Regions from separate parts of the Mus musculus genome. Here all the other regions are linked to region 1. The links are chromatin loops, found by intact Hi-C in ENCODE. Cell type or tissue: heart. All regions are shown on one strand.

Region 1 (5,000 bases):
GGGGAGTAGGGTGGGGGAGTGCGGCGTAGCACTGCATATTAGATGGTGATAAAACGCCCAGCTCTTCATTCTCAGAGACCTTTGAAATAGAATACCGTAAAGAGCACACCAGGATACTGGATTAAAGCAGACCTACAACCTCCAATGAGGTAGTAAGGGATGGAGTTCAGATAACCATCATTGTGCAGTATTTCAGGTGAGTCTCTTCATTTGAAAGTTGGTTCCTAGCTGGTGGCTGTTTGGGAAGGATTAGGAGGTGTGGCCTTGCTTCCCATTATTCCCAGTGTACTCTTTCTACTTCCTATTTGTGGACCTACTATAAGCTCTCGGCTGCTGCTCCTATACCATGCCTGCCTGCCGCCATGTTCCCTGCCACAATGATAATGGACTCTGACCTTCTGGAACTGTGAGCCCCAAGTGAACTCTTCTGTCTGTAAGTTTTCTTGGTCATGGTGTTTGGTCACATTACAGCAACAGAAAAGTAACTAAGACAGTCTGCTAGCTGTCTCTGGAGTAGATGGAGAACATCACCACTTGATTCGTATCATGAGACAGATAATGTATATGGTCCTGCTGCAGACCCCAGCTTCCGCAGATAGTCAATACATGGTACACATGCAGGATTTGCTTTTCTGACAGAGAGGCTGCTGTCTGTCAAATGATGTCAGCCTTTTTTAGATAATTTGATGGATTTCCTTTCCTTTTATTTATACAACGCTGTCACCAAATGTGAAGGGCTCTCCCACTGAAGGAAAGAGACCCTTGAGAGCCTCCTCAAAGCAAGACCTAGGTGAGAAAGCAAGGGGTTTTCATATAATGTGTCCCCACATCTCATATCCAATTGAATGCTCGTCAATATTCTCAGATCTGCTCACAAGTCACATGCCCCCATAATGCCAACTAGGACCACCTTGGGGTGAAGAGTTTAGTCTGACAATAGCTAAACTCTCTTCACCCTTACATCCCCTCATTCCCACAGCTTAGCAGCTAAGTCCCAGAGTGCTCCATTTCTGTCCCATCACTGATCCTCAGCAGCCACAGGTCAGGAGACTTTTCAGAGGTCCTCAGTGGCCCTTTAGAATGTGAATTGGTGCCCTCCACAGCAGCTTCAGTGGCAGCAGGTTCTGACAGCCCCAGCGGTCCCCCTGCTCCCGCACAATCGGACTCAGGTGATTGGACTGTTCCCTGGGTCACTGTAAGTGCAGACAGGAAGAAACTGCACCTCTGTTCCCTGGAGGAAATGCAGGTTTGTGAAAAATATTGCCTGAACAAGATAAAATAATCTGTGAGTCACCGAAACCCTTTCTTTCAGTGGTGACAGGCACTGGTAACATTTTTGATCACATTTAGATTTGAATGTCTTTTGAACAGGACAGGAAATTGAGGGATCTCTTACCTTAACTGCCACAAACGCATGGCATCTCAGAGTAGGGAGAAGAGATTACCCAGATCCTTAGTACAACATATTTTTCTTTTATGGGCCTGGGGTTTGCCCTGCATCTATCTGCAGCTGATGTATGCCTCGTTCCCTCACAGGTCAGAAGAAGGCATTGGATCCTCTGAAAATGGAGTTAGAGACCATGTTGGTGCTGGGAACCGAACCCTGGTCCTCTGCAAGAGGTTCTCTTCATGGCTGAGTCATCTCTCCAGTCTGCTTTATCCAGATGACTCTGAAGCTGCAGCAAGTCTTACAGCCCGAAGCTAATTGTTTAAACTTCCTTTCCTCTTATCTGTGTGTGTGTAGGACAGGGAGAGAGGAGGAGCGAGGACATGCAGAAAGCAGATGTGAAAATAAATATTTATCAACAAAAGCTTGGCAAACCTTGACTAGTATTTCTCCCTTGCACTGTGCTTTCCTGATTTCCCTGAACCCCAAGATATTTATAGCTAGAGAAGACAAACCTTTCTGTTTATCACTTCTTCACCAAGCCCAGGCAGCATGTGTGGGGAATTCCAATGCTTCCCCGTAAACACAACATTAAGAAACGTTTTTTGGCACAAGAAATCTCTGCCAGAGAAGGGAGGAGGCTGATTGTGTGACCACCTGCCTGTGTCCCTTCCATTGGACCCAGAGGAGTCGCCCCAGCGTCCCAGGAGTCTCCTCCTGCGGGGGTGGGGATACTGAAGCTATGGACAGCCAAGGGAAGCTTGTCTCCCTAAGAAAGAGGAGAGACTTGGAGCAGAGACAATGACAACCACACCTTGGTCCGACTACTTAGATTTGTGGGTCTCTTGCTTTCTATTTAAAACATATCCTCCTGTCGGGACGGACTCCAAAGATGGATTTGAGGAAACTGTGGCACTGGATCTTTCTGTCCTTCTTCCCTGTGTAGCTACGTTGAATAAATCTCCTTTTTCTGGCTTTCGTTATTAATTTGGCTTTTCCAGTTGGTGTATTAAGGACGGGTTGCCAAACCTGGTTCACTGGGGCACAAGCTGTGACCCTAGGCCCTGTAACAGTTTGTCCCGTCCTTGGACTTCCAGGCAGAATAAACAGCACCTGTATCAAAGGCGGCCACACACTGGCGCAGGCCCAGCAGCGCCGCCGCCGGAGATTTGGTCTGTTTATCAGACAGTACATTGTCTTAACCAGGATGTGGTCGCCTCTGTAACAAGAGGTATGCAAATGAGTTTCCCAGAGACCCAACACCCTGCCCCCCACTCAGTCCTTCCAGAGACACAGGCTAATGGGGGCTGTCCTGAGATCCGAAGACAGAAAGATGGGAAGAGGAAACATCCAGAATTAACCAGAGTAGTCCTTCAGACCCTTCGGAGAAATACCTCACAAATACAACCTCAAACCATCTCCCTCCCAAAGAAAACCATTTTAAAATTAGAGAGCATATTTTTTATTATTCGGTTAAAAATAAAATCTGATTCCCGCTTGTATACTCCCAGCCCAGGGGAGGAAAAAGAGACTTTAAAATGACCCTTTTTTTCTGTCCAGAAAATTGCAACAACAAGGGCTTCCTCAAGCCACTGACAAGAGTGTGTGTCTCAAGCCATTTGTCTCCTCCATAAAGAGATACAGTGACGACACCTGGATGCTGTAGTAGAGTGTCCAGAACACATCCTGGACCCTATAAATGCCAGATGACTCTACATTATAAGCATATTATCACAATGGAAGCACATAAGAAGAGAACAGGAGAAAGAAACTGGACTGGCAGGAGGGGCAGGGACCCCAAAGCAGCAGTTCCCACCACGTCTTTGTTTCTCTGGCCAGAATGGTGGAGGGGGTCTGGTTTTCCTCCTCCTCCTCCTCCTCCTCCTCCTCCTCCTCCTCCTCCTCCTCCTCCTCCTCCTCCTCCTCCTCCTCCTCCTCCCCCCCCCCTCCTCCTCCTCTTCCTAATTCTCCTCCTCTTCGTCCTCTAGGTGGAGAGCAGAGCAGAACTTCTGCCAGACACTGAGAACTTTCTGGTGGACAGACTTACAACTTAGGACTCTAGGCTTTCATGGAAAAAACAAAAAGGATTCTATCGATTCCCCAGTTTCACCCCATCTCCTGAATGATTGAAGGATCACCTCCTGGGGCGGGTGGGGGTGGTGGGGGAGAGTTGGGAGGGCGGGGTAAATGACACAGCAGCAATGACTGGGTGTTACAGGGAGACCAGTTTTTACTCCAATGACCTGGCTAAGGGACCCCTAGGAAGGTCGGCTCACCTTAAGCCATGCTAGATGAGTGGAATAATCAGCCTTTAATGAGATAATATGTTTTCCTTCCCAGAGTTCCCTAGTGCAGTCTTTACAAACCTCCATGGGTCTGCCCACCTTTCTGACTCTGAGAGCCATATCTTTTCCTTTTTCTTTTTTCTGTCATTTTTTAAAATGTTCTCCAGAACCTAACGGTGCTTTTTCTGGCTCTTTGGACATCCTTACTTTTTCTTTAAAGTTCCTCCCCACGACATAGCTGCAAGCTACCATGCTCTCTTAACATAAATGACATTCTCTGCTGGTAAAATGAGCCAATTCAAGCCACATTAGATTGTATTGAACACTCTGTGGCCCCAGGGAAGTTGCCATAGGAAGGGAGAGAGAGGAGATGGGGAAGAGAAAGAAAGTGTACATGCAGAGAGTAAAAGAGAGGAGAGAGAGCTGGGACACCAAAATGTCTGCATTATATACTGAAGAGCCTTTGGGGGGAGGGCAGCCTAGCCCCTGGGCTGGAAAAGTTCAGGGTTAGGGACAAGGTAAGCCAAGTAGAGACTAAATGATTTTGGGAGAACCTGGAGGCCAGGACTGCTTTGATATGTTAAATATGCACCTGAGTGCCTTATCCCAGGGTCTGAAACCAAACAGCAAACAGCAAGAGTTTTGTCCTTCTTTTCTCCATTCTCTTCCTATTAGATGCAAGATTTACAGCTTGCCCACCCTGAGGTTTTAAAAACTCTGTAATAGATTATCCTTCAAGTTTTCATTTGAGTCCATTCTTGAATTATTTTACTAATGAGACTAAAAACCCACCAGAGATGACCACTCAGACAGTTTATAGCCAATCAAATGTCTTTATTCCAGCTTGCTGGGACTACACTCAGGTATTTGAGACCCACATGTAGCACCAAGTGTTTGGGATAAGACGTTTTTAAAGGCAAAAAACTGCATGCTAGTATCTCACTAGGCAGCTGAGGAGGGGTATGGGAGGTGTGACAAAAGCAAGCAGTTTAACAGAAGCTAAGATAAGCAGTTAGCTGGAGAAGAATTTGGTACAAGCAGACAGTTTAACAAAGCTAAGGTAAGTTAGCTGGGGTGTCTTGGCCTTGAGTTACTAAAATAGAGTTGGGTAATTTCCCATGGTATTCACCATGGAACACGATAATCTCTGGAAGTTTTAGGCTGACTTCTAGTGAAACAGAAGGTAGCTCCCAGGAAGAGAAGGCAGGACCTGTGTTAGATCATGAGCTAGTGGTATAGAAGGTGGCTCAATCAATGGCCTATGAAATGAGCAATACATGTTGGGAGAAAGTGGGCCAAGGTAAGCACAGTGCATGAGCATGCTCCTG
Region 2 (5,000 bases), 180 kb before region 1:
AATCATTAACAAACACTGTCTGCGTCACTCATTTTTGGCTGGTTTCCAGCTATCCTATCTTAGAAGTCTTGGCCCTTGAAATCCGAAGTTAAGCATTTATATCTAGAACTTAAGGACCAAAACTATTTCTGCTTCTAGGTCATTAAAATTTTTAGAATACTAGGCCATTCTCCAGAAGCCTGTTTCTGTTTGGTAGACTGCCATCCAGGAATGTGCTCCCAGTCGGAATTCACAGGGGAAATGAGCCTACACTCACATTAAGGGAATCTATTTCCTCTAAAAGGGAAAAATAGGACAGAAATCGTTTTTCCAACTTGATGAAAAATTCATCCTATCAGGAGTTCATGGACAGAATGGGCAAACAGAAAACTTCTTGCATGCCAGAGGGCAGGATGCTCTGGCTTTGGAGGATGGAAATTGCTCTACCTGGGAAAGGCTGGTCCCCACAGTTCTGAAAGTCTATTCCTGGGAGCTGCTGCCTGTCTTCTGAAATGTTAACTTCCCCTGGGGCTCTTTGTTTTGTTATGTTGGCTTGTCTCCTCTCCTGTACCCCAGTCCTCCACTCACCCACCTCCTCCCCACCCCACACTACAACTTATAGGCTAAAAGTTTGGACTGAGGACTGACGGGTGAACTTATCTGGAACCATGTCTAAGTATAAGATGAACGTCACCTCAGCACCCTGTATAATTATGGTATTTAGCCAGCAATGTTGAACAGGGGCTCAAACCCATCAGGTTCTGGTTAATCTGCCTTCAGTGGCCACAGCTGGCCAACCGGAAGAAGACAATTGAGGAATAATGTTGTTATGTCTTAATAAAGATTACTGGTGTCTGAGGCAAGACCAATGTGCGGTGAACTTCTGGCTTTGCAGGCTCTGTGGAGAGGATGCAGGGGTGTGTCGCTTCGTTTGTTTGCTTGTTTTTGCTTCATGCTGTGCTGACTCTTGGCTTCTCCTTAGCTGAGTTTCCCAGTCTCCCTGAGCTTCCCATCCCCTCCCCCCTCGGAATGCATTAACTCCTAGGATGCAGATGCTAACTTTGTTAGGCATCTTCGATCAGCGCTTGACTTTTACATTAGAGTTTGAATTCTACCTCATCAGAGCTTGGCTATGACTTGAGACAATAGGTTATCCATACTCCAGCAGAAAGACTTGACAAGGAACACACAAGCACACACACACACACACACACACACACACACACACACACAAACATACAATAGATGGCGTGTGTGGCAGCTCAAGCTCTTTATCCAGTGCATTAAGATGACTTAGGAAGTTGGGGGTGGGGGGAATTCCATCCCTCATATAGACATGCAATAATAGTCTAATAATCTAATCTAACAAGTTTGACCCCCAGTAGGAAATAGTCAAAAAAGGACTTTCATGGAAACTGTGAAAAGATAAAGAAACAGTATGGTGGCCAGGAGAGTACACTTAGGAGTCAGTCCCTACTCAGCCACTCATCAGACATGTGACCTTGGGCAAATTCTGTGATGTTACCCTGCCTAGAAGTTCGCTTTAAGAAGGGGGATGCTACTGACAGAAACTGCCAGGCATCGGTCTCATAAGGATTAAAGGGATTATTAGCTCATCAGCAGTCCTTAGAATGGTGCCTAGTATTCAATAACCCGGAGAGAGGCTAGAGAGATGGCTCAGTGGTTAAGAATCCTTCCGGATCTCGAAGGGGACCTGATTTCAGTTGCCATGACTCATGTCAAGCATCTCACAGCCACCTGTAATTCCAGCTTCAGGGAAACTGACATGAGCTTCTGGGCTCCACTGGGCACCTACACTCATGGGCATGTACCTCCCAACCCCCTCCACATGTGTGATTTGAAATAAAACAAAATAAAATAAACAGCTGGATATTAATGCTGTTGAGTGGTCACTAAATACAGCCTGCAAAATCCCCGGCTCCAAATTCTTGCGTTAGATCCTTGACTTGAGGCTATTAACATTTAACCAGAGGATCGTAAATAAACTGAACTATGGTTAAACCCATCCTGTTAATGTGTCTGTTCCTGAGAAAATACAAACGCACATAAAAATGGAATGTCTTGGACCGTGTCTGGGAGGGAGGGATGAGCAATGAAAAGACGAGATGATTTGCTAAGGCTGCCGAGGCCGGACACAAACGTTTCTGGGCTCATCCTTGGTCCATGCCAGCACAGCTCTTAAAGCACAGGACTGAAATGACCTGCCTCCCACAGAGGAAGTGATTTTAGGGTCCAGGTTTCTGAGCATACTTTGGCATTCACGTCCTGGCTCCTGTTCTGATTCTTCTTCCTTCGTAATTACATGCCCGCTGTCAGCGCACCCAGCAATGATCCTTAATTACCTCCTCTTAATTACATACCTGCCGCCAAGGTGTGCCAGTTCCCCTTTGCCGTCCTCAGTCAGTTGGTCGATATTAGCCAGAAAGACGCACAGCAGCCCCAGGAAGGCTCCCTAGGAGCCTGTGGGTAGGAGGACAAGCTGGGGGATGTGTGTGTTTAATTGTCTTTCTTTTCTGGTTTTACTTTAAATGCTAGAACTTTCTCAGCCATGTTACAATGTGGTTTTGTTTTTGTTTTATGACTCGTCTGACTTTTTAAAAGATAACACAGGCAAAAGCCTCAGGGTACTTTCTAGATGTCCGATGCGTATTTGTTTATAGCATTCCAAAATATCATACATAGAGTTAGGTATTTCCACTGACTTTCTAACATCTTCCTCTTTTTATTGGCTGGAGATCAACTATAAAAGTCAGCACACACCAAAATACAGAGCTTCCTTTTAAATACAGAGAGAGAGAGAGAGAGAGGGAGAGAGAGAGAGAGAGAGAGAGAGAGAGAGAGAGAGAGAGAGAGAGAGAGAGAGAGAGAGAGAACTACAATTGTGACGTGCATTGTAATCTAAATGAAATTCCACCCCAGCAGCTGTTCTCCCAGAACAGACTTGTCCCTGATGACGCCCAGGTCTCAGGCCCAGAGCTGAACAGGAAGCTGGCTTAAGAATGGATGCACCTTTGAAAGTGGCAACCTGCCAATTGGAAGACAAACGTCCCCTTTCAACTGACCTCCGGTTGTGACAGTGTGCATACTTGGGGTACATTGACTATTCAGGGTATTGGAGAGGGTGGTTTCTGCCATCTGCTGAATTCTGCCTCTAGATAGGGAAGGAAAAAAGTATAAGAAATTAAATCACTGTAGGAAATATTAAAAAGTCGGGCTTTTTAAAACACATCGTTATGAAAACAAAACCTCCCTGAGACCCTGCTCTCTGGGTTGTGTGCATGTTTTTAGCTGTGTTTTCCTTTCAGTAACTTTCATTGCCTCTTGTGTTTCCATTACCAGTGGGCTTCCTAACATCTGTTTTCCATTTTTATTTCATTTCCACTTGTGACCTTTGGCCTAATCTTTGTGTTTGGAAAAACACAGGAATTAAAGTTGACATTATCTCCTCTGCTCTCTCCAAGCTGCAAGCACACGGCTTTAACCTTGTGTCGAAGGCAGTATTTACAGCCAGAGAATCAATGTGTTGCCGAAGGGAGGAAGTTACACAACGTGCAAGTCAGAGAGAGCAACCTGTAGTGTGGTGTTCTGTCTGTCAGGGTTTCTGGCATCTGAACGTCTATTCTAAGTCTGTGTCTGCTATTCAAAATTACACCAAACATTCTAGAAAAGGCCAGGTGCAGTTCCTTCCATAATGACAGTGACATGTCTTGTCTCTAGGATGGTGATGGATGGGTGGATAATCAGAAGATCTAAACCAACTAAAAGAGAGAGATGATGCAAAATATTAAAATTAGAAAGGAAAAGAGAGATTGTAGTAGACATTGATGGAATCTCAGAGGGTCAATGTGACATATTTTAAAAACATATCACATTAGTCAAGTTTCCCTAAAGAAGGAGCCTAATGGAATGTGTAGATATTACAAAAGGGATATATTAGATTGGCTCACACAGTATGCTCTCTCCACAAGGCTGGATGCCCCAGGAGTATCAATCTGGCACTGACTGCATGAAGGGTTCCTGGGAAGCCATGGCTCTTTAGTCCATGTTAGAGACCAAAGAAGCTGGTTCTGACGCCAGCAAAGGATAGTGGCAGCTATGACAGAGCCAGGGCAGGAGCTCTCAGCATGGAAAGAAGGTAGACAGGCACCTAAAGGCTCCACTCAGAGGAAACCTCCTCTCATCTCGGTTACCCCTTCCAGGAAATTCCCTCAGAGACCCACACAGAGGACTGTCTCTTAGCTGGTTCCAGATCCAGTCAAGTGAACATTGATTAGACATCACATGTACTTTCTGATCAATTGGAAAAATCCAGAAGAAATGGAAAAACTCTTAGACACATATGACCTACTACAGTAAAACCAAGGGACTATAAGTAACCTGAACAGTTAAGTAGCAAGCGAAACTGAAGCAATAAGAAAAGGTCTCCCAAGTTTATACACACACACACACACACACACACACACACACACACACACACACACACACACATCAGGCCCAGATGGATTCACCACTGTTTCTCAAGCTACTGCTTAAACTAGAAACAGAAAGAACATTACCAAACTCATTTTATGAAGGTAACTTTACCTTGGGACCAAAACTAGATAGGGATAAAATGGTGGGTTGGGGCTAGAGATTGAAGAAAGGAAAGAAAAAGAGGAAGGAGGGGGAAGGAGGGAAGCGTGGTGGGAAGGAGAGGAGAATCACAGGAGAAATCTCCCTCTTAGTCATAGATGCAGAAACTCTCAAATACTTTCAAAGTGAATTCATCTACATATCTAAAAGATTATTCACTGATACCAAGTAAGCTTCATTCCAGGAATACAAGGACAACTCAAGATGTCCAAAAGAATACTTAGTAGACTCAAAGACAGAAATTGCATGATCTTCTCAGTAGGTACAGAAAAAAAAATCCCCTCATGATAAAATCCCAGAAGAAACTAGGAATAAAAGTAATGTTTCTCAACATAATAAAAGTTTCATAAGACAACATACTTACTACA
Region 3 (5,000 bases), 170 kb after region 1:
GCTCTTACTGCTTTACTGCAGAGACCTGGAGGAGACCCTGTGTGGTCACAGAGGGAACTCTCCAGTCTTCATGCCACAGGGATACTTATGGCTCACAACTGAGGACCTCCCAGTTCTATCAACCACCACCTGAGGGCTTGCTTCTTGTTTGTTTGTTTTTAATTAGGTATTTATTTCATTTACATTTCAAATGCTTTCCCAAAAGTCCCACACACACCCCCCCCCCCACCACCACTCCCCTACCCACCCACTCCCACTTCTTGGCCCTGGCGTTCCCCTCTACTGAGGCATATAAAGTTTGCAAGACCAAAGGGCCTCCTCTCTTCCCAATGATGGTTGACTAGGCAGGCCATCTTCTGCTACATATGCAGCTAGAGACACGAGCTCCGGGGGTACTGGTTAGTTCATATTGTTGTTCCACCTATAGGGTTGCAGACCCCTTTAGCTCCTTGGGTACTTTCTCTAGCTCCTCTATTGGGGGCCCTGTGATCCATCCATTAGCTGACTGTGAGCATCCACTTCTGTGTTTGCCAGGCCCCGGCATAGCCTCACAAGAGACAGCTAAATCTTGCTGGTGTATGCAATGGTGTCAGCATTTGGAGGCTCATTATGGGATGGATCCCCGGGTATGGTAGTCTCTAGATGGCCCATCCTTTCATCTCAGCCCCAAACTTTGTCTCTGTAACTCCTTCCATGGGTGTTTTGTTCCCAATTCTAAGAAGGGGCGAAGTGACCACACTTTGGTCTTCGTTCTTCTTGTGTTTCATGTGTTTTACAAATTGTATCTTGTATCTTGGGTATACTAAGTTTCTGGGCTAATATCCACTTATCAGTGAGTACATATCATGTGAGTTCTTTTGTGATTGGGTTACCTCACTCAGGATGATGCCCTCCAGGGAGGACCTGCTTCCTAACCAGGGGACAGAATGTCAAGTGAGCGGCAGAAAAGGAAGAGCCAATGTGAACCAGAGCTTACACAAAGGTTTCATAGAAATAACCCAAAACAGTCTTTTCACCCTAGCTTCTCACAGGGAGGTTTGTGACTGGTGGGAACAGCAGGTAGTGATGGGCAAGTCTCGGGGTGATGTGCCTTCTCTCTAATTCTAATTCTAGGGTCAGAGACCACATGACCTACCTCTCTGTTCACCTCAAGCCCAGTCCTTTCTAGTTCTTAGAACGAACCAGTGGAAGCCGGGCTGTTGTGGCGCACGCCTTTAGTCCCAGCACTCAGGAGGCAGAGGCAGGTGGATCTCTGTGAGTTCGAGGCCAGTGTAGTCTACAGAGTGAGTTCCACGACAGCCAAAGGTACAGAGAAACCCTACCTCAAAAAACCAGAAAACCATAAAACAAACCAACAGAGCTATTGAATTCTGTCAGGGCCGGGCAGATTCCCATGATTCCGCTGGGTGAGCACTCACAGCTTGTTTGTACGCCCAGAAGGCTTTGGGGACGGCTGTTCCTACTGTGTGTCACTGGATGTTGTTAGAGGCTTTGATGTTTTCTAAGGTTGCATAAAGTGCACTTTCAAAGATAGAAAACAGAGGAAGAAAGTCTAACCAATACAAACATCAAAATAACATGACCTTTCTGCCATAAATTAGGGGGCCGGAGAAATGGCTTTCTACAGCTGGGGTATTTGATGTGCTGAACTTGCTGGGTTGGCAGATTAATCGCATTTATACTGGGAAAGTATTCCAGGACATTAAAGGATTTATTTGTTTGCTAATCTGCTTCAGGCCCCAGAGGCCTTGTTACAAAATAAGGGGGCGGAAGGAGAAGAGAAGGGGCTGAAAGGAGGGGCTAGGAACAGGACAGGATTTCTTCCCCGTTGGGCAGGCAGTTTTGTTAACCTAAAGAGGCCAGAGCTCTTCAACACCACGGGAACCTCTGACAGAGCCTCCCTGTTTATGAGCCAAAGAAGTTTGCTTGTTTGCTCTTTCCACCGTATAAAGTTAACGTGGTCTTCCTCTGTAAACACAAGCAGGGTTCTTCCTTGTTTTAACCATCTAGGATTTGGAAGTGTCTGCTTGAGAGACACGCAGATGGAAAAAAATACATGGGGAATTCTGGGAGATTTACTGAGGGCGCCGCTGCTGATGGCGGCTTTCATCTGAGGCAGTTCCCTTTCTTCCCGTTTTGTAAAAAACTCTTTTCCCTCAAATGCAAACAAACATTTGCTTTCCTGTTGCCTTTTCCCCCTGCGGACAGGCTACGAAGTGCACTAGCCAAACAGTCTCTTAATCTCTTGTCCAAAGACTATAACCTTCTTTTGGCAAACCAGCGATTTTGTTTTGTTCCCCAGCACCTTGACAATGCTCAGAAAACATAATCCTCTTCTCACAGTGGAATCTCGGCTTTGCTGTTCTGTCCCCGGCAGCCCAAGCGATGGAATTAAAGGAGAGTTAAGCTTTTCCAGAGAGGCATTTCCTTCCTTGAGGTCCTCACAGAAAAGTCTGCTTTATTTTTAGTAATATCCTGGCTCCTGGTATTGTATTTGTGCACATAATCCCTCCACAATAACGCTAGCTGTCTGGTGGCACGTCCCCCCAAGGAACTCAAAGGCCTTTACAGACGTTAATTAATTCTCCCAGCACCCGGGTGAGATGGGTGGGTGTTCCATTCCGATCTCTGTATTATTATTCCCATTTTGTGATTTTGCCAAAATTCTTTTGCCTTCTTCCCCAGTGTGTTTCCGAATGGAATTCGTCCTCAGTGCCGGGCTGGCTGATTAAGTCCACAGGAAAGGAAGAAATCAGAGTAAAATGAATCAGAAGAGGAGGGTGCAGCACACTGTCAAGCCAAGAAGGCTGGGCTGCTGGAACGCAGGATGCACAATGTGCAGTCCCCCAGCTTCTCCATGGATGCACAGGGGAGTAAGGGAAGAGGGGATGTACAGCCAGCCCTCCCATTCATTCACCCAGAGGGGAGGAGAGCCCAGTCTGGGAACCACGACAGACAAGATGCTCATTAACACCAACAAAGAGGCAGGAACCATCAAGTCTCTTCTGATATCCCCAGCTTCCAGCAAGGACATCCTGCAAACTGTTGCTTCCCAGTCCTAGCCCTACCAGAGCAGTTGATGCCTCCTGTTCTCACCAGCGTAGGTTCTTCTAAGGTGGAAATGTGTTTCTAGAACCCTGATCATGTGATGTACTGATGCTGGTGACTTTTTTTCATGACAGAGGAAAAACTCTTTGGGTGGGGGCAAGAATCATTGGTTGAAAAAACTTAGTACAGAGCCATCAAGATGGCTCAGCTGGTGAAAGCCTTTGCTGTCAAGGCTGACAATTACGGGGACCTTCAGAGAAAGGAGACAACAGAACCTTCAGAAAGGTCCACATGCCCATTGTGGCCCAAGGGCGCTTGCACTACACAGGCACAAATACAAAACTAGTAACTTCTAGTTTTAAAAAAGTAAAAGCACAACTCCTCTACAATGAAAACGGTTGACACAACTGAATGTAGTTTGTCTTCAACTTCATAGTGGAGGGCACAATGGGCTTGGGGGTCCAGACGGTCACACCCAGACTGGTTCTTGTGGCAGAGCGGCAGGGACTTGTAGACACGCATATGAACAGATGAACGAGCACTAATGTATAGCCAAGCTGGACAACTTGATTTTGTTTTGTTTGCAAGTTTCTGTCTTTGCCCGTGAGGTTTTCTGGCTTTTGCACATTCCCTGGGGAAGTTAGAGGTAAGGTCCCTTGGAACTCAGTTGCCACCTGGAGGAGCTTGTGAGAGCAGGGGCAGAACGAGGGCGAGAAGGGGTGACAGCAGAGAATGTGAGGAGCAGGCTGTGGAGAGCTGATGGTGTCACTGCCAGTCTATAGTTGATCGACATTATGGGCTCCACCAGGGAATCTGGGAAAGTACTTGAGGTAAGATTTGCAGAATGGACTTCTGGTTAGCATTGGCAAGAAAGGTATGAATTGTACACGAACCATAATGTGACCTTATTTTGTTGGACTTAATGGACTTAATAATGGACCTTATTTTTGGCTGACTGTTAAGTCTAGCCTTGTTAACTTGACTGCACCCACCAGTTCTCCAGGACCCGATGAAGCAGGTGTTACAGGCAGGCCTTTCTGCTGGAGCTGCACTTTCATGCTTATGGCTTTGTTTCCACATACTTTCTTGGACCTATACAACTTCCTTATTTTACATTTTCCTTTTACCGTGGTTCCTTTTCTTCTAATTTTGTCTACTTGTCATCTTTAAAAGATCCAGCTGGAATTTGTATTGTTTCCTGGTTCTGCTATTATGTATTGCCACCTCAGTGGATTAAAGCGACACAAATGTACCGTTAGCTCACAGGACCTGAAATGGGTCGTTTAAATGGAGTTATGATTGACTAGTGGCTAGTTAAGTCATTCTGGAGGTTCTAGAGCTTTCCCACTTTGTCCGGAGCACTGTTTTTGCACTGAAGTCCCTCCTTCAAGCACAAAGCCAGCTGTGCTTCTTCACCTCTTCAGAGCCTTATGGATTATAGCAGTTCTATTAAGAGGTCCAGACTGTTTCAAGATCCTTAGCTGCACCTGACAAGTCACTCGGGCCATGTGAAGGTGATGCCACATATCCAGCTTAGGGATACGGACAGAGACATATCTGGAAGGAGTGCATTCTGAAACACACAGAAGGGCATGTCATCTTCCAAAGACTGCTGCTGGCTCAGTCATTTCTATTGTTTTTTGTGTATTAACTTCTGCTTTGTTTTCCTGGGGCTAATTTGAGGTTCTTGTCTTTTTTCAGTGGGATACTTAATCCAGCCAATTGTGTTACCCTCTGACCCTCACATGGTAGTTTCACATCTACATAGTGCTTCTTTTATCACCAAGAAATCATTTAAACAGCCTTTTGTTTTGGGTACTGTTCCTATACTGGGTTTTGTTTTCTCCACTACATAGTTAGAAGGCATGAATCATATCTGCAGACACCTGCTTGAGGATGCACACAGTGTGAGAGATGCTGTCTACAGCTCAAATTCATTTGCTGTGGTGAAT
Region 4 (5,000 bases), 290 kb after region 1:
CATTCAGGATTCTTTTGAATCCTGAAATCCTGGGAGAGGGGGTGTTTGTTTGTTTGTTTGTTTGTTAGAGACAATGTTTCTCTGTGTAGCCCTGGCTATTGTCCGGGAACTCACTCCTTAGACCAGAATGGCCTCAAACTCAGAAATCCACCTGCCTCTGCCTCCCAAGAGCTGGGATTAAAGGTGTGCGCCACCACTGCCGAACATTCACGATTCTTTTTCATAGGTTTAAAAGAATAGGCATAATAAATATGAAGAATAATATTCAACGTATTTAATGCAAATAAAAGTGTATAAGGTCTGATATACATCAATAAAATTATGTAATCATAGTAATTATATAATAATTTTCTAAAATTATTACCAAGCATTTAAAAATCTTGTATTTGGACATTATTACAGCTCACACTCTGTTCTATTGTACTTCTGTTTTTCTACTTCCAAGACAGGACCCTTCCTGCCTCAGCACTTTGATGCATTACCAAGCCTGGTACATTTTGCTGGGTTTTAGAGGAAGGGTTGAAGTAGAGAATCATTACTAAATAATGAGGTTTTTAACAATGAGAGTTCATAAAGAAGAAGAAGAAAAGAAACCATGAACACAGGAAACTGGACATAATTCTTCAAGTTTATGATGTTTGGATTTTTTTCTTTTCGGTAACTGCTTAAAAAGTCTAGCCATAACCATTTTTCAGTCATTAAACAGAAACTTCAATATAATTCTAAAGTGAATTATTAGCTATCATAATTAAACACATAAACAGCCATCAATTAGACATTTAAGGTTAAGCTTACACAACTAATTTTCATAACAAAATTAAGCCCCATCACATCTAACTTGTAAAAAAGTATAATCTCTGTGTTAAAAACCATTTTCCCACATTATTTCTTCAGTGCAAGTTCTCAAGGGGAGCTGGTAGATGCTGTATCCTTTAAGTCTGCAGAGATTTATCAAAAATTTTTACACTAAGAGAACAAGAAGGAGTGATTACTACCAATACAATTTCAGTGTTTACGCTGACATTTCTACCAACAATTAACAGAAAAATACTAGAAAGATGTGTTTTCAAGCACAATGTTTTTTCCCCATATTAAATGCATTTCTGAACTAAGTGCATGGAAAATTAGCAAACAGAAGGAAACACAACACAGAGCTATCATTTCAAAATGATATTCTTAAGAAGTTTAAAGATATCATTTGTAGAACACAAAAGAGATTTCCTCCTCAGCAACATTCCAGGACACCGCTCTTTCCTGCCCACCAGCAGACAGGACTATACTTGTCTAGGAGCCACTCGAGTGTTTACACAAAGGCAGTTTTCCTGAATCTTATTATGGACACAAAACAGGAGATATAGTGATACTGCCTCCAGCATATGTTCAAAACAGTTTAGAATAAATGGTGTCTTTCCCTAAGAAAAGTTACTAGGCTAACACTGATGTCAGTTATCTGTAACACTAGTAGACAACAATTGCCAAGACAGGATCTGGAAGGAAACAAATACTACCAAAGAGTTGGCTATATTTTACAGAGCATTATGCTACAGCCACTAAAAACTATCCCCAAATTCACAGGACAAAATAAAGAAATTTTATAATCACTTTAGCAGGAAAGCTTAGTAAAGGAAAAACTAAGCTACAAAAGTTATCTATGTAAAGTGGTCACCAACCAAAACAAACAAACAAAACATCAAAATCCAACAAATGGGCTTTATGTGCCAATTTCCTTTTTTAATTTAAGAGAAAAAAGGGGATTACCTTTTATAACAACATATTTATTAAATTCCAACAGACTTACCAAAAATGAGCTTTGAATTTTGCTTATAAATGCATGATAAAATGCAATTCATGTATTACATAGAACAACTTACAGAAATAAAAAGTTCATGTTTCATAAACTAGCAGAATGAAATTTGGCTTGACTGCCCCCTGCTGATACAAAATGTCTACAATTACAAAAAAGCCAAGATAACATGAGACTATCTTTCAAAAGAATTCTTCCTAATTGTTGGTTTCATTAAAACCCATAAGAAAACAAAAAAGGATTAAACATTTCATGCTAACAAAATTTATGTGGTAGTAATAGCATTTAAATGTTTTTATCTTTCTCTTCATCCAGTGGGCAAATAGTCACATAATAGCAGATATCTGAGAATTATTCAAAGTGATTTGATGGCTTCTGACTTCAAGTTCTCAGACATATAGAAAAATAAATCAGCAAAGGATGAACAACTGTAGAACATCACTGACTGAACAACCCTGCAGAGAAGCAAGGGAGAAAACAGAGACTAGATGGACCAAGAAAGAAAAACATGAGCAACAAAACCTCAGAACAGAAACTTGGTAATGTCAGGGGTACTAAGTGTGGGTGACAGCTGATAAAAAGTAGTAAAAATGGCCTTCAAGTAAATAGGAAGGAAATAATCAAGTTCAGTATGTGCAGGATCCCTGACTGCCAGACACAACTACTAAGGTAATGGAAGCAAGGATACTTCTCCCAACAGTGAGCTACGATGGCTACAGTTTCTTTATTGTGGCCCCTTGCATAAAGATTTCTTGGATAGCTCAGATATTCACTAATTAAAGTTAAAGTTAGTTCTAATGAATTCTGATTTACCAAGTATTTTAAGATTGGATGTGTATCTTACTGCACAGTAAAAATTATTACTTTTTAAAAAGTGAAGTTTCTTAAAAATATTGTTAAACTACACATTTAATCCCAGCACTTGGGAGGAAGCGGCAGGCGGATTTCTGACTTCGAGGCCAGCCTGGTCTACAGAGTGAGTTCCAGGACAGCCAGGGATACACAGAGAAACCCTATCTGGAAAAAACGAACCAAACAACCAAACAAAACACCAAAGACACACAAGATTTAAATGTGATACACAAACAATATGAACTATTTTAAGAAGTTCAAATCTTTTGTGGTAACAGACATTTGTAAGAGGAAGACAGTAAATTTTAAGCCAGCCTGAGTTACAGAGCAATGGCCTGTCTCAAAAACAAACCAAAACAGGACCCCCTTCACTAATTCAGTGAAATGCATATAACAGAACTTAAACACTGACACAATTTAGTTCATTAAAATTATAGCTGATATATGAAAGGCTGATGCTTTCCAAGTACAAAAATAGACTAAGAACATGTAAGGCAGGTCTCTTTCATACTAACTAGTGCTATGTGTTTTAGGTACTAGACATATCAATGAACAAAACAGATGACAATCCTTGCCAGTAGAGTCAGATATCCTGTATGGTAACAAATAGTGTAAGAAAACACATCTGAATACAATTTAAAAGCAAGCATATAAACCAGCAGAACATGAGAGAGAAAACAGGTTGCAGCATCTTTATGATGCCAGGCAACTGTTGGGCTCTTTTCCTAGGGAGTATTGCTATGTGAGCATTCCCCAGATCTTTCCTAAGTATCAGCTTTCTGCAAGCTGTATCGTAACTGGCAAAATGTTGAACATTTTTGCAGAGTATGCCTGGACTCCCTTCTATATAGTCTCATTTACTGCATGGCACATACTGGTACTAAACAGGTATTTGGTAAATGATCTAATAATAGTCAAAGTTTAACTTGTTATGGTCCACAGAACTTCACTTTCTTTGGTTCAGGGGCATTTTTTTCCTTAAGGGGCCAGAGACTATATAACTTTAGCGGTACAGTCTATATAGTAACTATTCATTGCTGTCATGATACATGAAAACCAGGTACAGTGGCATACAAACACATTCCACAAACATAGGTACCAAATACAGGGGTATACCAGGATCTACTCAGCTTAATACCTAGCTCAGTGCACTTGGTCTTCTATTAAAATATCCCAGGAGCACAAAGAAAACATATCAACTATTTCTAAGTTACAAGTGCTTACTCTATTTTAATTGTCAAATATAAAGTCATAGAAAAAGAAAATAGCCATCACACACAACATGCTTCCTTTGCCTTCCCCATACCTCATCTTTTATCCTCTGCCCTAAACTGTACTCAGGTCATCAAGTAATATAATGTGACTATCAAAAATACCATTATGGATTACAGATATGGATAGCTAAAAGACATACAAACATTAAGCATGTAATTACTTAAGACATTTTACAGAAGAAGTAAGCCTCATAAAGTTATTATGCTCACTAAAATATCAGGCCTTTGCCAACGTCTAAAAAAGGGGGAGAAATTTCATTAAAGAGGAATCAAAAGGAGCGTTAACTCCTCAAATATAGAATTAATGAGGGAAATTGTCTTAAAAATCCAATAAATAGACTAGAAAGTCTCTTGTTCACCTTGTTCAGTGCTTTATACTGTGTTCACATTTCTAATTATATAAAATACACTAACCTGTTTTTATGCACTTTAACACACAAAGTAAAGGGGGCATGATGAGAACAGACATCTAAAAGGCAATCTTAAAACTGGCTTATTGTGTTTGTTTTTTTTAAATCATTTATTTAATTTCATTTCATGTACATTTGTGCTTTGCCTGGTTTCATGTCTGTGTAAGAGTGTCAGATCCCCGGGAATTGGAATTACAGAAAATTGTAAGCTGCCATGTGGGTGCAGGGAATTGAGCCCTGATATGAAGAACAGCCAGCACTCTTACCCTTGTACAGCCAGCACTCTTACCCTTGTATTTTCTTTTTAAAGAACAAATCACGGAGTAAGCCTGCTATCAAGTCACTCATTCACTGTGTAACTTTAGGTCACACATTTCATTCTTGATCACAGACTGCTCAGTCATGGAAGGTAACACTGTTATTCAGGTGATAATGACCTTGTAGGAAGGTAGTATGGGAAAGAACAGGAAGATAATTTAGATTACACTGAATTACACCACACAACATATAAAAATACAACCAAAGCACAACTGAGCTGACTTACGTTACTAAAGAATTGTTAAAATTTCTAGCCCAATACAACAACAGTACAGGTATCTTCCTAAAGAAGAACTGAACACCAGCTAGTATAGTTGGAAAGAAGGTGCCCTCCTTGTAGAT
Region 5 (5,000 bases), 220 kb before region 1:
AGACAGTGTATTGGGCCACAGTGTGGGTTTTGATGTGGTGTACACATGAAGATGCCTCACTATAGCAACTGACCTTATGAATGCTACTAACACTAAATATTTAGATGGAACTCTGAGTAATTTTGGCCCTATAAACAATTACTTTCACATTTGGAAGAAATGTTCCCTCCGTTTACAGAGACAAGAATCTTTTTTTAAAGGATTGCTTTGAAAACTCTTTCCTCAACAGCTTGGTGCAGGTGTTAACAGGAAAGAGAACATTGCTTGGAGCAATTCTCTACTAACAAGAGAGGGTGTAACAGGACTCTTGGCAAAATGTGGTCCCCATCTAGAGACAGGAAGAGGCAGATGAATCATCAAAACCACAGGGGAGAAACTTGGATAAGAGGTGGCCCCGCCCACACCGGGCTGCCAGCCGAAGGAACGCTGTGTCTCACTGTGAAAACTCAGGCAGCTTTTGCTGGAATAATCCCGGTACTAAAACTTGACTAAAGTCAGCAAGTGATGTTACAAATTTCCATCCATTTAGAGCAACAACTGAAAGCAATTGACGTTTTTTAGAAAAACCATATGCAGTTGTGAAATGGTACGTCGGGGGATTGCACATCTGAAGCTACGTTAATTACATTTGGTGTGGTTTTCTCAGGAAGCTGGGATGGGAAGGATTCTAAGTACATTTTTAAATAGACATTTATATTTCAGAGCTTTTTTTAAATAATAAAAAACAATAGCAATTTTCTTAGTGTTTCTTATAAATGCAGGTGTGTTATAACTATTATCCCTGTTAAAACTGTAACGATTTGACCACTTTCACCTATAAAAATGCCAATTTCTACAATGCTATGGTAGATACAAGATTAGAAAATATGCATGCCATGGTGTGTGTGTGTGTGTGTGTGTGTGTGTGTGTGCAAACTCTCCATCTTTGCTCCTGTCCAACCCCACACTTAGAAGTAACAAATAAGTATACAAGGATGAGTCTGTCATTTTCTGATTTAGTCATTTGCCTAGCTCAAAAAGAAACAATAACATAAGAAGGGGGGGGTTAGAAAGAAAACCTGAAGTAGTACCAGCACCTCCTAAAATACAGACACACAGAAAGAGCACTGGGGGGTACTAAGGTCCAAAGGAAGCGCCAGAGGCCGTCGGAGACTTGGAAAGGATGGGGACACATTCCAAATGGTGCCTGCACACTGTGTGATCCAAAAGCACTCCTTTGCTTGTCTCTGGCCCAGGCCAGTCTGTTCTCTGAGGCCACCATTTCCCCACCAGACCCAGGAGATTAAAACATACTTGAGACCAAGACCCAGAAAGTCTGCGAGATCAGCACCTGCATTTACTTCCCTTGGCTGCAGGGGGCCGGTTCCTAGGACATGGTGAACCATGGGATTAGTAAGTCAAATGACTATTCAACCTGAATAGAGTGAATGTATATCTGAGCCAAATCAAATATTACATTGTATTTGGGCATAAGGAATTTTCAAAATACTACTAGAACACTTGAGAAAACCAGGTTTGTTCTTACACTCCCGTTTAAAATTATCACAAGACAACTCTCACAGCAAGTCAATCCCATCGTGTAGAAAACCAGCTTTTATGATATGTGTCAGAACAATCCTTTCATTTTCCCAAAGGAATGTGTGGGAATACAAAAAGAACAATGTTTTAAAAATACAAAACTTTGTTCTGTCTTTAAATTCTTTCATAGATTTTTGTGGAGGGCTTGGCACTTATTTTTTCTTTTAACGTAAGATAATATTATCCCCGTCCAAAAAAAATCATTTAATGGGACTCTAAACAAATTCTAAACAAATATTAATTGTAAATGTGTTTGATCAGTAAGTACAAGCACCGCCACCATCACCCCCCCCCAAAAAAAAAAACAAAAAAAAAACAAAACAAAAAACATTTTTTTAAACTGATGAGGTATCTCTTCCAGGAACTATGAACAGGATAGGAGAGTTTATGTTAGCTTAGAATTTTCTTTTCTCATCTTTACTGTTACAACCATACACTGCTGAGCTGGCTATTTTTAATTAGAGGGAAACCAAACAAAAGCCTCCGCGGTGGCGTTCAGATACCTAAAACATTAAACAAAAGCCCGTTGACACAGAAAAAGAGCCAGACAACTGCTAGTGATTTTCCTACAATTTCCGTGTTTTTATCGTGTTTCCCCAGGGGTTGTTCTGCTTTTCCCACTCCGGACCAGGGGAGGCTCCAACAGCAGCTGCAGATCCTTGGCAGCCCAGCCCCTTCTGGAACCCGCTCCTCTGTGTGACCGGAAGCCCTCCCACGGTGGTCCAAGTGCCTCCATCGATTGCTATCGCAGGAGCTGGAAGAGAAGCAATGTTCCACGAGACAAGTACTGATCCCATTTAACTGTCTCCTTACTTCTGTCCAACTGGACCTCTCTCTTAAGAACTGGCAGAGCGCACTAGCCTTTCCCAGGAGCCTATTCAGATCCATAGTGAAGGAAAGCAGTGTCCTGTGTACAGCCAGAAGACGACCACATAGTGAGCACCAAGCTAACTTGATTTAGCAGATAGTCACAATCTCAGATTTATAATTATTGATTTTTATGGTCAGCTTCTTGCCTTCAGGATAACACCCTTTTTCCTTCTAGTATTCCTGAATTGTTCCCTCCTCCTCCTCTTCCTCCTCCTCCTCCACCTCCTCCTTCTCCTCCTCCTCCTCCTCCTCCTTCTTCTCTCTTCTCTCTTCTCTCTTCTCTCTTCTCTCTTCTCTCTTCTCTCTTCTTCTCCTTCCCCTTCTTTTTGTTTGATTGTTTTCCTTTCCTATTGATGGTACATTAACTGCTGCCTGTGTCTGGATTAGATTGTATAATACCAGGAAGGGGGATGGGACTGGGAGGGCAAAAATTCCCCACCTGGATGTGGACTAGATACCCATCTACAGTTTTCACTCTTCTGCTGATAGGACAAAACTCTTATTTTTTAAGACACTGAACCTTATAGGGGAAAGGAACGAAGCAAATAAAAAACTGTGAGGATCAAGCTGGGGAGAGCTAGTAAAGAGTCTGCCACCCAGGCCTGAGGACCTAAGCCTGAGCCCCAGAACCCACATACATACATACATACATACATACATACATACATACATACATACACACACACACACACACATACACACATACCTGGCCTGGTGGTAAGCACGTGCAATCCTAACAGCAGCCCAAAGACTGAGACAGGAGAACCCCTGGGTTCACTGGCCAGCCAGTCTAGCCAGCTAGACAAGTCCCAGTGAGAGACCCTGTCCCCAGACTAGGTGAACTGTTGCTCAGACAAGATAGCAGAGGTTGACTTCTGGCCACCATGTTCACACACACACACCTCTGAATGTGAGCCTGGCCCCACCCGCCCTTGCACTTCACCAGCAACACAGAATGAATAGAGGCCTAAGCTAAAGCCCTGGGCTGAGTGGCACAAGTTTTTCCGACAACTTTTATGGCCCCTGTTTGCAAGTCTGTGGGTTATAGTCATGTTAATGACAAACACTCACTGCTCCAGAGAAACTGCGAGTTAATGAAAGCCCTCACAGCCCGGGGCTGAGGCTTTGAAGTCTAAACATGTAATATCAGCTTGCGAAGCATTAGACAAGGAAATGAGCTGGATAAGGGCTCCAGCCCTAATAGCTCTAAATTGATTATTTCCTTCCTCAAATAAACTCGCGGGGCAGCCCTGCGAGCTTACTTCCGGAGACTCAATGTGCCCAGAATCTTATCACAAGGAAATGAGAAGCAAGAAGCCAGACAACTATGATAAGGCACACGCATGAGATGCAAACACAGTTATGAGGGTCGGTATGGGATCTCTGGAGTCTAGCAGCAGTTAATTATTCATTAATTACATCCTAAGATGGTGGGGGGGGTGGGGACAATGCCTTCTAAGTTATTGCATTAAACAGTCAAGCACAAAAGCCCGGGGGAATGGATAATCACAGGCGGCAGACTCAAACCTGTGCATGTTATAAAGTGTGAAACTGTGGTTTACAAGTCATCTGCCTCAGGAAGCAAAGGCCCACTTCTGACGGGGGCAATAATTTCGATCTTATGCATGCACATCGTCTGTTTAAAACCAGGACCAAAACTCATGTCCTCCATTGATCGAATTTAACATTGAGACCCGATTCCCATCAAACACCTGCATTGTGGTCACATCTGGAAGAAGCAGAGAATAATGTCGAGATATGAGCAAAGGCAACTTCTTCGTGGCTGAGAACTCAACAGCAAGAATCAGTGACATGATTATAACAAACTTTAACACTTCTACCAAGTGCAGACAGTCTATAGAATGGGAGAAAAATCTTAGTCGTTAAATAAAACTTAAAAATAAATAGCGAAATAATAGAAATCTAATAATGAATGTAATAGTCATAAAGTGTGAAGAGATACTCCTTAAACTACAGATAAACAGCCAATAAATACCTGCAAACAAAATGGTCTTCAGTCATTAGGAAGATGGAGTTCCAAACCATGTGAGATCCCACCTCCCAGAGTCAGGACAGCTGTCCTCAGCAAGAATCAGCAGGGCCACAGTCCAATCCAGGTGTACCACTGAGGGACTCCCTGGAAGGGATTTGTGAGTATGCATGAGATCCACTTACTGGGGAGTTATTCACAGCAGCCAAAGTACAGAAGCACCCAACGTGACATTGGGACAGACAAAGAAACTATGGAATATATATTGGATATGTATGTAAATGTATGCATTCAAGCATAAAGAATAATAATCTTGTGTCATTTACAGGGACGTTGGTGGCTGGGAGGTCATTGTGTTATATAAAGTAAGTCACACAGAGATTCTAGGGTTATTTTTAAGACCTAGAAGGAGTCAAGAGGATTACTAAAGCAAGCAGGGAGAACCACGGCGAGAAACAAGGAGAGAGGGCAAGAGGAAGCTGAACAGCATCAGGACACAATAGGTGTACACACAGAGATGTCGCAGGGACAACGTTGCTATGTATTAACAAGTATATTAAAT

What was found. Peaks named below come from ENCODE experiments on the same cell type or tissue, not always from the same donor. Only the 100,000 strongest peaks of a DNase experiment are listed, where the experiment ranks them.
Region 2: a loop joins it to region 1, with 9 times the contacts of the local background. A loop is called at or near these places in 4 of 42 quality-filtered maps.
Region 3: a loop joins it to region 1, with 2.2 times the contacts of the local background. A loop is called at or near these places in 3 of 42 quality-filtered maps.
Region 4: a loop joins it to region 1, with 4 times the contacts of the local background. A loop is called at or near these places in 5 of 42 quality-filtered maps.
Region 5: it touches region 1 in a loop (6-fold over the local background); 3 of 42 quality-filtered maps call a loop at or near these places.

What each region holds. Positions count from the first base shown.
Region 1 is chr3:37,755,856-37,760,855 of GRCm38, reverse strand. The region is part of intron 1 of Gm42210 (a long non-coding RNA gene); the gene reads right to left. Among named protein-coding and RNA genes, the nearest start is that of Gm42210, 5.2 kb to the right of the region's middle. In heart, a CTCF peak has its summit at 2,562; DNase peaks (open chromatin) are centred at 1,715, 2,085 and 2,565; H3K4me3 peaks cover 1,211 bases; H3K27ac peaks cover 1,327 bases.
Region 2 is chr3:37,933,507-37,938,506 of GRCm38, reverse strand. Gm20755 (predicted gene, 20755) reads right to left here. Exons shown (of 4, transcript NR_040559.1): 2 at 3,063-3,151. Among named protein-coding and RNA genes, the nearest start is that of Gm20755, 37 kb to the right of the region's middle. In heart, no CTCF peak of the experiment used is centred here; DNase peaks (open chromatin) are centred at 336, 686, 2,996 and 3,496.
Region 3 is chr3:37,583,904-37,588,903 of GRCm38, reverse strand. All of the region lies in intron 2 of Gm36412 (a long non-coding RNA gene), which reads left to right. Among named protein-coding and RNA genes, the nearest start is that of Gm36412, 16 kb to the left of the region's middle. In heart, a CTCF peak has its summit at 2,207; a DNase peak (open chromatin) is centred at 2,623; H3K4me3 peaks cover 1,044 bases; H3K27ac peaks cover 1,333 bases.
Region 4 is chr3:37,469,584-37,474,583 of GRCm38, reverse strand. All of the region lies in intron 14 of Spata5 (spermatogenesis associated 5), which reads right to left. Among named protein-coding and RNA genes, the nearest start is that of Spata5, 52 kb to the right of the region's middle. In heart, a CTCF peak has its summit at 1,930 (motif pointing left); no DNase peak of the experiment used is centred here.
Region 5 is chr3:37,974,030-37,979,029 of GRCm38, reverse strand. All of the region lies in intron 2 of Gm20755 (predicted gene, 20755), which reads right to left. Among named protein-coding and RNA genes, the nearest start is that of Gm22899, 19 kb to the left of the region's middle. In heart, a CTCF peak has its summit at 2,194; DNase peaks (open chromatin) are centred at 379, 2,279, 3,339 and 3,679; H3K27me3 peaks cover 263 bases.